2 separate regions of the Homo sapiens genome follow, and region 1 is linked to region 2. Evidence: read pairs that join two places in POLR2A ChIA-PET (ENCODE). Cell type or tissue: PC-9. All regions are shown on one strand. Links, peaks and the distances in the headings refer to the core of each region. The heading gives the core; the rest is flanking DNA. Region 1 overlaps TTLL11 (tubulin tyrosine ligase like 11). Region 2 overlaps TTLL11 (tubulin tyrosine ligase like 11).

Evidence for each region. ChIA-PET counts read pairs that join two places held together with the same protein. Peaks named below come from ENCODE experiments on the same cell type or tissue, not always from the same donor. Only the 100,000 strongest peaks of a DNase experiment are listed, where the experiment ranks them.
Region 1: POLR2A ChIA-PET joins it to region 2 with 5 read pairs; 2 of 35 experiments call an interaction of 5 or more read pairs at or near these places.

What each region holds. Positions count from the first base shown.
Region 1 is chr9:121,960,685-121,966,064 of GRCh38, reverse strand. All of the region lies in intron 6 of TTLL11 (tubulin tyrosine ligase like 11), which reads left to right. Among named protein-coding and RNA genes, the nearest start is that of TTLL11, 130 kb to the left of the region's middle. In PC-9, for the core only: no CTCF peak of the experiment used is centred there; a DNase peak (open chromatin) is centred at 2,184; H3K4me3 peaks cover 1,689 bases; H3K27ac peaks cover 2,454 bases.
Region 2 is chr9:122,020,909-122,026,288 of GRCh38, reverse strand. The region is part of intron 3 of TTLL11 (tubulin tyrosine ligase like 11); the gene reads left to right. Among named protein-coding and RNA genes, the nearest start is that of TTLL11, 70 kb to the left of the region's middle. In PC-9, for the core only: no CTCF peak of the experiment used is centred there; no DNase peak of the experiment used is centred there.

The DNA of each region.
Region 1 (5,380 bases), core at 76-5,075, 60 kb after region 2:
GCTTTACTTCTTACCTTGTCTCCAAGCACATCTCTTGGGCCCTGTGCCATGTTTGGTGCCAATAGATGAATCCCCAAATCCGGTAGATTCTATGTAGAATCTAGAATAAAGTTGAAACATTCTCAGAGAACAGAAAACAAGGAATCTCCCAGTGGACTCTGTTTTGTGGCTGGGCCTTGTCGTACAACCAAGGAATGTAGCTTTGTCCAATCCTGGAGAAGATTAGAGAAATATTAATCAGAAATTCTCCAGACCCAGAACCCTGCCCCTTAAATTGGTGGCACCTCTTATTGAAGTCCCCTCAAAAATAACGAAGAGGAGTTCTTAACTATCTAAACTAAGCATGCTGTCGTAAGCACAGAACATGATCTTTCTGACTGGAGAATAGATTCTTCCTGAAGAATCATCCGCTATCCTGCTGAATGGCCCATTCATGTGTGCACTGCTGACCTCCAGTTGAAATTCTGGGCTCAATTGATTCCTGAGGTGATATGGTTTGGCTCTGTGTCCCTACCCAAATCTCATCTCGGATTGTAATCCCCACAAGACCTGGTGGGAGGGGATTGGATCATGGGGGCAGTTTCCCCCATGCTGTTCTCGTGATAACGAGTGAATTCTCATGAGATGTGATGGTTTAAAACTGTGTGGCAGCTCCCGCTTCTCTCTCTTTCCTGCCACCTTGTGAAGAAGGTCCTTGCTTCCCCTTTGCCTTCCGCCATGATTGTAAGTTTCCTGAGGCCTCCCAGTCATGCTTGCTGTTAAGCCTGCAGAACTCTAAGTCAGTTAAACCTCTTCATCATAAATTACCCAGTCTCAAGTAGTTCTTTATAGCAGTGTGAAAACAGACTAATACATGAGAGTTCAATCAGGAACCCTGACCCTGCAGACCAGCACACATTGACCCCAAGCACCTTTGAAGATTTTACATAAATAAAAAAGTCTGGGTCACAGAGAAATGAATATTTGCATACTTATTTGAATTTCATTTGTACCATGTGTGGATTAGAGAAACAGATATTTATTTATCTCGAGTGTTTATTGAGCACTTACTGTGTGTCAGGGGAAGACTGCAGAAGTGAATTAGATCGCCAGCCAGTAGGGGTGGCAAGACCCACGCATCAATATCTGTAAGGTGGAATGTGCTAAGTACTGCAAGCATAAAGACAAATTGCCAAGAGAGGCAGGTGTGGGGAGAGGTTATTTCCTGATGGGAAGAACTTTTAAAAACTGACAAGGAGGTGGCACTTGACCTGAGGTTTAAAGCGTGAGTAGGATTTGAAATATGAAAATGAGGGGAAGGAGGTCCCTAGTGAAGAAAACAAAGGCACAAGGCTCTGTTGGGGGAGCCTCGAGGAGTTCAGGTAGGCAGGAGGGATGGGTGCATGGAGTGTATTAGGAGAGAGGAAGGTGGGAGCTAGATGGAAACCCAAAGCCGGAGGTTTATGGCCTTGAATGTCAAGAAATTTGAGGCCAGGCACGGTGGCTCACACCTGTAATCCCAGCACTTTGGGATGCCTAGGCGGTGGATCACATGAAGTCAGAAGTTCAAGACCAGCCTGGCCAACTTGGTAAAACCCCATCTCTACTAAAAATATAAAAATTAGCCAGGCATGGTGGCACATCCCTGTAATCCCAGCTACTCAGGAGGCTAAGGCAGGAGAATCGCTTGAACCCAGGAGTCAGAGGTTGCAGTGAGCTGAGATCACACCATTGCTCTCCAGCCTAGGCAACAGAGGGAGACTCAGTCTCCAAAAAACAAAAAACAAAAAACAAAAAAAAGGAAAAGAAATTTGAGCTTGTTTTTGTGTGTGATTTTTTTTCCTCTCCTCTAATGAATGTGTCACAGTCTTTATTCTTAGTCCCTGGCACAGTATTCGAAACCTTTTTTTTTTTTCCAACTTTTATTTCAGGGTCGGGGGTCCATGAGCAGGTTTGTTATGGAGTTGTTTTTCTATCTGGAATGCATGAAGTCTTGAAAGGTATCTGTGATTTTGTGTATATGTGTATTTTTTTTCTGGAGCAAAAGCCAGAAATTTCATCATATTTTCAAAAAGTGAAGAACCGAACTGTCATCCTATTATCGTTGGAGGCTATAAAAAGCCACAACTTGTCTGAGGTTCCTGACTTCAAGATACATTGCGTTCCCCATACCTTGAAAGGTCTCAGGTTTCAGATGATAGCAAATGAGAAAAATGTGCATACATTTTCAAGTGTGAGCAGGAAGGAGATGACTAATGATAAGTGCATTATTTTATGTGCAAGAAGTAAAACCAGACAACTCTCTTCCGTTGAAAACGTTTAAGCATTAAGTCAGAAGTAATCAGCAAAAGCCTTATTTGTGGGAAGTCTGTTGAGAGGGAACCATTTCCAAGATGTATGGGGAAGAATTTCCTGAGCTGATGTGAGAGTGTCATTCCACAGGGCCATCAGACAGGAGCCGAGCCCCTCTGCCGGCAGGTAGGCATGCTCTCCCTCTTGCCGTGGGTGGAGTAGATGGGAAACTAGATGAGCATATGGCCAGTCAGTCACCATTACGGGGAAATGGCAGTGCTGAATTCTTTGTGGGCCCTTCCAAAGTTATTCCAGGTAGTGATGAGGTAGCAAATGTGTTTGGAAATTTCCTTAGGAGTTGCACCAGTGAACCTTAAATGTTCGTGTGCTTTTAGAATCAGCAGTTGTTAGCCCAGAACACAGCACATGCTGGGCTTAGGAGACCAAGGTTTTAGTATCAGCTCCACCTTGGTCTCAGAAAAGTCACTTAGACTTTCTGGAGTTCAGTTTCTTCATTAGAAAAAAAGGGGAATAATAGTTTCTGCTCTGCCTGGTTCACAGGGGAGTGTTTCTTGGGTGCTGACCGTGTATAGCATGGTAGTAAATGTTCACATATAGTCCCAGCTAGTCCTCACGTAGGATCTGCAGTAGGGGCTATGACTACCTCTATTTTATAGATGAGGACATCGAGGCTTGGAGAGGTTGAGTGGCATGGCCAAGTCCACCTGCTTATGAGAGACAGACTGAGATTTAAAGCCAGGTCTGTCTAGCTCTCGCCCTGCAAGAGAACAGACGTGCAGATATTTAGCACATGAAAGAGATGGGTGCCTGCAAGGCGTTAGCATTCCCTGGTTGGGTTCATGCCTATCCAAGGCCTGTTCTCTGTCTGTAAACTTTGGGGCAGGGTCTCATGTCTCTATCTCCAGGGCCAAGCGCAGAACCCAAGCAGGTGCTTATGGGTAAGGAAGGTCTATGGTCAGTGAGGCGGTGACTTTATTTTCAATAATGTTCACAACCAGAATGAATATAAAGTAAGCCAATGTACAAAGAAGAGTGACTTAAAGCAGGATCTCACATGAGACAAGAGAGAGTCCAAGACAGAAAATTCCCCATTTGCAGTTATGTGTTCCAGACTGGAGAACAGGCTGAAGTTTCATAAGAAGACCTGGTGAGCCAAGGACTAGATTGAGTCATATGAAATCACTGATAGTAGACAACTTCTGGAATACAAGAATGGCAATGTCATATGGTTTAACCTAATAGTTGGCTGGGAATGGTCAAGACAAGCTTCTTGAAGAACATAAAGAAGGTGGGGCTTGCACTAGCTTGGGCTTGGATAAGTAAGAATATATAAGTAGGCTTGGGAGAGGAAGTATGGAGGCAGGAAGCAGGTGACAGGGTTGGGTGGAGCTGGGGAGGCACAAGTGGTGGGTCAGGACCACCCATCATAGTTCCAAAGGGGCGTTTTGGGGTGGAGAAGACAGATGCTGCTTCCCTGCTGCCCATTTCGTATTAAAATGTTTTCCTCATTATGAAAGTAATGTGTGCTTATTGTGGAAAAATTGGGAAGTACTGAAAAGTGCATAGCATGACATCTCCCTCAAAGTCAGCCACCCAGAGCTAACCTGATTAACTTTTTACTTAATAAAAATAGTATAATCTTCTCCTGTCATTTATAGTTGAAGCCATACTGTCTGTGTAATTTTGGTATGCTGTTTTTATTTTTCTCCTTTTTTATGGGATGGAGTCTCACTCTGTTGCCCAAGCTGGAGTGCAGTGGCACGATCTCAGCTCACTGCAACCTCTGCCTCCCAGGTTCAAGTGGTTCTCCTGCCTCAGCCTCCCGAGTAGCTGGTATCACAGGCACCCACCACCACGCCTGGCTAATTTTTGTATTTTTAGTAGAGACGGGGTTTCACCATGTTGGCCAGGCTGGTCTTGAACTCCTGACCTCAGGCAATTCACCCGCCTCAGCCTCCCAAAGTGCTGGGATTACAGGTGTGAGCCATGGCACCTGGCCTATTTTTCTCCCTTTTATAAGGCAGTTATTGCCCCTTTCTCATTTATAACTCTTCTTGAACATCATTTTCATCAATGACTGGACCAGAGTTTACCTCCCTATTGGAGAATGTTCAGTTTATTTCTAGCATCTATGCTTAAAGCTCTGTGTGCAATGAGAATGGTGTCGTAGGGTAGAGAGAGTCCCTGGGGCAGCAGGAATAGAGATGTACTCTGGTTTTCAATGTAGAGTAGAAGAGTGGAGTGGGTGAGGGTTGGGACCCTGGAGCGAGACTCTTGGGGGTAAATTTGGCTCTGGCATTTATCACCATAAATAGGGCAGAGATTCCCACTCTCCGTACTTTTTTTTTTCATCCATAAAAGGGAGTTTTCAGTTGGATGTTTTTAAACCTACAAAGCAGTGAGAAGTTCTTAATTTGGAGAGAAGGAATATGTTGCTTATTCCTAAGAAAGTATTTGACATGGAAAATATCCAATCTGAATGTAGTTAAATAAACTGAACAATATGTGTAAGCTGAAAGGGTTTCTTTTTTTTTCTTGAGGAAAAAAGTGTGGAGGAAGAGGTGGTAAAGTGGGAAGAGTGCTACAGCAGTGCCAGGTTCATCTTCGACCGTGAGGATGGACTTGATTTTCTTCTAATGATCTGTTAGATTATCAGAAATGGAAGATCAAAATGAAAGCCAGTTTCAGTCATCATTTGAAAACCCTTGGTTATCACACCAAGTGTTTGGCAGTGTTCTCTAGCTGCTTTCCTTCCTTTTCTTTTGAAGCAATTTCCATTTCTTCCTTCACTTTAAGCAGCTGAAGAGCCCTTTGCAACCCTCATCACAGAGGCTAATGAGAGAGGTGGGAGAGGGAGGAATTTGAGCGGTTCAGAGCAGGAGGATCCACCCCCAGGCTCATCCTCTCTGGGCGTGCATCTCATCAGTGAGAGTCAGCAGCCTTCTGTGTCTAGCTGTGGGGCTGGCTTTCCTGGATGTGCAATTCCTGTCTTGGGGGATGCCTTTATTTACTTAGAGAGGATCATTTTCTTCCCCCGGACTGCGCCATGCCTCTGCAGCACCGTAGACCGGTCCTGAGAAACTGCTAA
Region 2 (5,380 bases), core at 324-5,323:
TTTTTGTATTTTTATTACAGATGGGTTTCACCATGTTGGCCAGGCTGGTCTCCAACTCCTGACCTCAAGTGATCCGCCTGCCTCAGCCTCCCAAATTGTTGGGATTATAGACATGAGCCACCACGCCCAGCCCCTCCTTCGCTTCTTCCCTCTTTTCCTCCTCTCCTATCATCAGGCAACAGTGGATCCACTTTCTGTCAAGATAACTTTGCACTTTGTAGAATTTTATGTAAATGGCATTATATAACAGGCACTCCTTTTTCGGGGGAGGTCTGGCTTCTTTCAGTTATTTTGAGATTCATCCATATTTGTAGTATGTATCAATACTTCATTGCCAAGGAGTATTCTATTGAATGTTTATACCACAGTTTGCTTAGACCTTCACCTGCTGCAGGACATTTGGGTTGATTCCAGTTTTCTGGCTGTTACAAATACACCATGAACACCTGTGGTAAGTCTTTGCGTGGACATGTTTTCATTCTTCCTGGGTGAATGCTTAAAAATTGAATTGCTGGATCATATAGTAGGTGCATATTTAATTTTAAAGAAAGTATTGTCTTCCAAAGTAGTTGTGTCATTTTATCATCCCATCAACAATGTATGAACATTCCAATTCCTCCATATCTTTGCCAGAATTTGGTAATGGTCAGTCTATTTATTTATTTACTTAAGAGTGGGTCTTGCTCTGTCCCCCAGGATGGAGTGCAGTGGCCCGATCACAGCTCACTGCAGCCTCCATCTCCCAGGCTCAAGCGATCCTCCCAAGTAGCTGGAACTACAGGCACAGGCCACCACACCTGGCTAATTTTTGTATTTTTTGTAAAAACAGGGTTTCACCATGTTGCCCAGGCTGGTCTTGAACTCCTGAGCTCAAGCGATCCACCTGCCTCGGCCTCCAAAAGTGCTGGGATTACAGGCGTGAGCCACTGCTCCTGTCTGTCACCTTACAGGGCCAGTGGTCAGTCTTTTTAATTTTAGCCATTCTAATAGGTATGTAGTGACCTGTCATCAGTTGTATTTTGCACTTCCTAAAGACTAATGATGTGGAGCTTTCTTTTCATGTGCTTGTTTGCCATCCAGATATATTTTTTGATGAAATGTCTGTTCACATGTTTTGCCTATTTTTTTTTAATTGGGTTGTTTATTTTTATTATTGAGCTTTGAGAATTTTTATATATTTTGAATACAGGTGTTTATGAGATATACCAATTGTAAATATTTTCTTCCAGTCTGTGCCTTTTTTTATTTTTTAATTTTTAATATTTGTGTCTACATAGTAGGTACATATACTTATGGGGTATGTGAGATGTCTTCTCATTCTCTTATTATCCTTTGAAAAGCAAGTTTTTAATTTTGACAAAGTCCAATTTATCAATTTTTTAATAGATCATGCTTTTTGTGTCATATATAGGAATTTATATCTAACCCAAGCTCACAAAGATATTCTGCTATGTTTTTGTCTAAAAGTTCTATAGTTTTAGCTTTCGAATTTAGGTCTGTGATTCATTTTGAGTTAATTTTTGTATATGGTGTAAGGTATGGGTTGAAGTTCACTTTTTTGCATACGAATATCCAGTTGTTCCAGAAACATTTGATCAGAACACTAATCTTTCTCTTCCAAATTGCCTTTGCACCAGTGTCAAAAACAGTTATCCAAATATGTGTAGGTATATTTCTGAATTCTGTATTCTGTGTCTTTGATCTATTTGTCTCTCTTTCTGCCAAAACCTCACTGTTTTGATATAGCTTTATAAGCCTTGAAATCAGGTAGTGTAAGCTCTCCAACTTTGTTCATCTTTTTCAAAGTTGTTTTGGCTATTGTAGTCTTTGATCAGCCATATGAAATATAGAATCAGCTTGTCAATGTCTACAAAAAAGCCCACTGGGATTTTGAATGGAATTGTGCTGAATCTATATATCACTTTGAGTAGAATCAACATCTTAACAATGAGTCTTCTGACCCATTGACATGGTGTATCTTTCCTTTTATTTAGGTCTTTAATTTCTTTGAACAGTGTTTTTTAGTTTTTAGCGTACAAGTATTTCACATCTTTTGTCACAATTTTCCCTTATGATTTCCAATTTTTGATATATTGGCAGTGTTTTATTTTTAAACTTCCATTTCTAATTGTTCATTGTATGTAAAAATAAAATTGCTTTTTGTGTATTGATCTTGTATCCTGCAACCTTGTTAAACTTATTTAACAGTTCTAGTAGCTTATTTTGTACTTCCACTGGATTTTCTATATGGACTATTACATCCTCTGAGAATTGAATGGTTTTGTCTTACTTTGTAATTAGCCGTTTATTTCTTTTTCTTGCCTTATGGCACTGGCTAGAACCTCCAAATAATGTTAAGTAGAAGTGGTGTGAACAGATGTCCGGGACTTTTTCCTGATCTTAGGGGTTATGGATTTCGTCTTTCATCATTAAGTATTGTTGTTAGTTGTAGGTTTCTTGTAGATGTTCTTTATCAGATTGATGAAGTTTCCTTTTATTTCTTGTTTCCATGGATTTTGTTTGTTTTTAATTAGGAATGGATGTAGGATTTTGTCACTCTTTTTTTTTTCCCTGTGTCTACTGAGATGATCATATGGATCTTCTTTTTTAGCTTGTTAATGTGGTTGAGTTACATTGGTTGATTTTTAAATATTAAACAAACCCTGCATCCCTAAGACAAACTCCACTTAGTCATAACATATTATCCTTTTTATATATTGTGGAATTTTGATTTACTAAAATGTTCTTTATTTGCATCTATATTCATGAGGGATATTGGTTTGCATTTTTATTTTTATTTTTTTGTAATGTCTTTGGTTCGTTATCAGGATAATGCTGGCCACACAGAATGAATTATAAAATATTTTCTACTTTTAAATTTTCTAGAAGAGTTTTTTCAGAGTTGGTATTATTTCTTTAAATGTTTGGTAAAATTCACTAGGGAAATCATGTGAGCTTGGTATTTTCTTTGTGGGAAACTTTTAACTACAAATTCAATTTCTTTGATAGATATAGGCTGTTCATATTATCTATTTCTTCTTGAATGAGCTTTAATAGTTTGTTTTCAAGAAATTTGTCTACTTTTTCTAAGTTTTCACTTGTATTGGTGTAAAATGATTCATAATGTTACCTTTAGTAATCTGCCTTTACCTTTACTAATGATACCTCTTAGTCCTAACATTTGTAATCTGTGTTTTTTATTTTTCTTTTTTTCCCTCTGCTCAGTCTGTTTAGAAGTTTTCAGTTTTATTGATTTCCTTTGTTGGCATAATAGCTATAGTTGTTTTGTTTTTAGTGGTTCCTTTAAAATTTATGGTATACATTTTTGAGTTATCACAATCTACCTTTAAGTTATATAGTACTATTTTATTTATAGTATGAGAACCTTATAACACTCATAGTACTTCCATTTTCCCACACCTAGCTTTTATGCTGTTGTTTTTATACATTTTACTTTTATACTTATTATAAACTCCAGACTACATTGTTATCATTTTTGTTTTAACAATCAACTCTATTTTAAAGAGATTTAAATAACAAGATGAAATAATTTTAAATATTTACTCATATATTTACCATTTCCAGTGTTCTGTATTTTTTTGTGTAGATTCACATTTCTGTCAGGTATCATTTTTCTTTTGTGTAAATAACTTTCTGTAGCATTTCATGCAGTGAGGGTCTTTTGGTGATGAATTCTCTCAACTTTTATATTTCTTGAAATTTATTTTGCCTTTGGTTTTGGATGATATTTTCTCTAGGTGTAGAATTCTAGGTGGACATTTTGTTTTTCTTTCAGCACTTTTAATATATTGCTCTTCTGTCTTCTTGCTTATATTGTTTCTGAAAAGAAATCTGTTTTCTTCCTTATTTTTGATCTTCTTTATATAACATTCTTTTTCTCTTGCTGCTTTTAATATTTTTTCTTTATCATTGGTGTTGAACAATTTGATTATGATGTGTCTTGATGTAATTTTCTTTTATATTTCTCATGTTAAAGCTCATGTTTCTCATTGAGCTTTTGGACCTGTGGGTTTATAATTTTAATAAAATTTGGAAAATATTTGCCCATTATTTCTTCAGATTTTTTTTCTATGCCTCTTCACTTCTACTTCACTCTAATTACGTACATATTAGTACATCTGAAGTTGTCCCACAGTTCACTGATGTTCTGTTCATTTAAAAAAATCATTCTGTTTCATTTTGGAGAGTTTCTGTTGTTTTGTCTTCACATTCACTCATTTTTTTCATTCTTGTCGAATAATCCCATTCAATCTCTTATCTCACATATTGTAGTTTTTATTTCTAAACATGAGAGTTGAGTCTTTTTAACTATCTTCCATATTTCTACTTAACTTTTTGAACATATGGAATGCATTATAATCACTCTCATAATGTCACTGTCTCCTAATTCTAACTCTGTCCATTCTGAGTTGGTTTTGATTTTTCTCTTCATTGTGGCCCATATCACGATGTTTTTTTCATGTCTGGGAGTTTCTAGCTGGGTGACAGATATAGTGAATCTTACCTTATTTGGATGTTGGATATTTCCATATTCCTGCACATATTCTTGAACTTTGTTGTAAGATCCAGTTCAGTTACTTGGAAATAGATTTCAGGTCTATTTCAAGATTTTCAAGATTTGTTAAGCAGGACTGGAGTGGTACTCAGTCTAAGGCTTACTATTCCTCACTACTCAAGCAACAGTCTTATGTGTGCTCTACCCAGTGCTCCATGAATCATGTTTTCTAGTCTGGCTGGTGAGAAAGACACTACTCCTGGCTCTGTGTGAACACCAGGCACTGCTACCTCTGCTTTTTTGGGGGTGTTTTTCAGGTAGTTTGGCCTTGGGTAGTTTCCTCACGTGCATGCTGATCTGTACCTAGCAAAACATTTAAGGAAGACGCTCCAGAGTTCTCTGTACAAAAGTGTCCTTCCCAGTACTCTGTCCTGAGAACCCTGGCTATCTCAGTCTTCCCTGACTCACAGTTCCATTTTCTCAACTCAGGGCGTCCACTGGGCTTCACCAAGGTCCTACTGGGGCACTCTGCACTGCAGCCTGGAATCTTTCTCAAGGCAGTAATCTGAGGCAATCCTAGGGTTCACATCGTTCAATTCCTATCTCTCAGGAATCACTGTCCTTTGTTGCTTCATATCCAGGTCTTCAAAACTGTTAACATATTTTGTCTACTTTTTGGTTGCTCGAGCGATGCGGGGCAAGAGTCAATCTAGTTTCTGTTATTACACTTTGGCTGAAAGTGGAAGTTCTCTAAAAGAATGACTACATAACAATAACAATAGCAACATTTGCTGAGTGTTTTTATCTAGACTACTGTTTTAGGAAGTTTGGGCTGCTACAATTGAATATCATAAACTGGGTGAC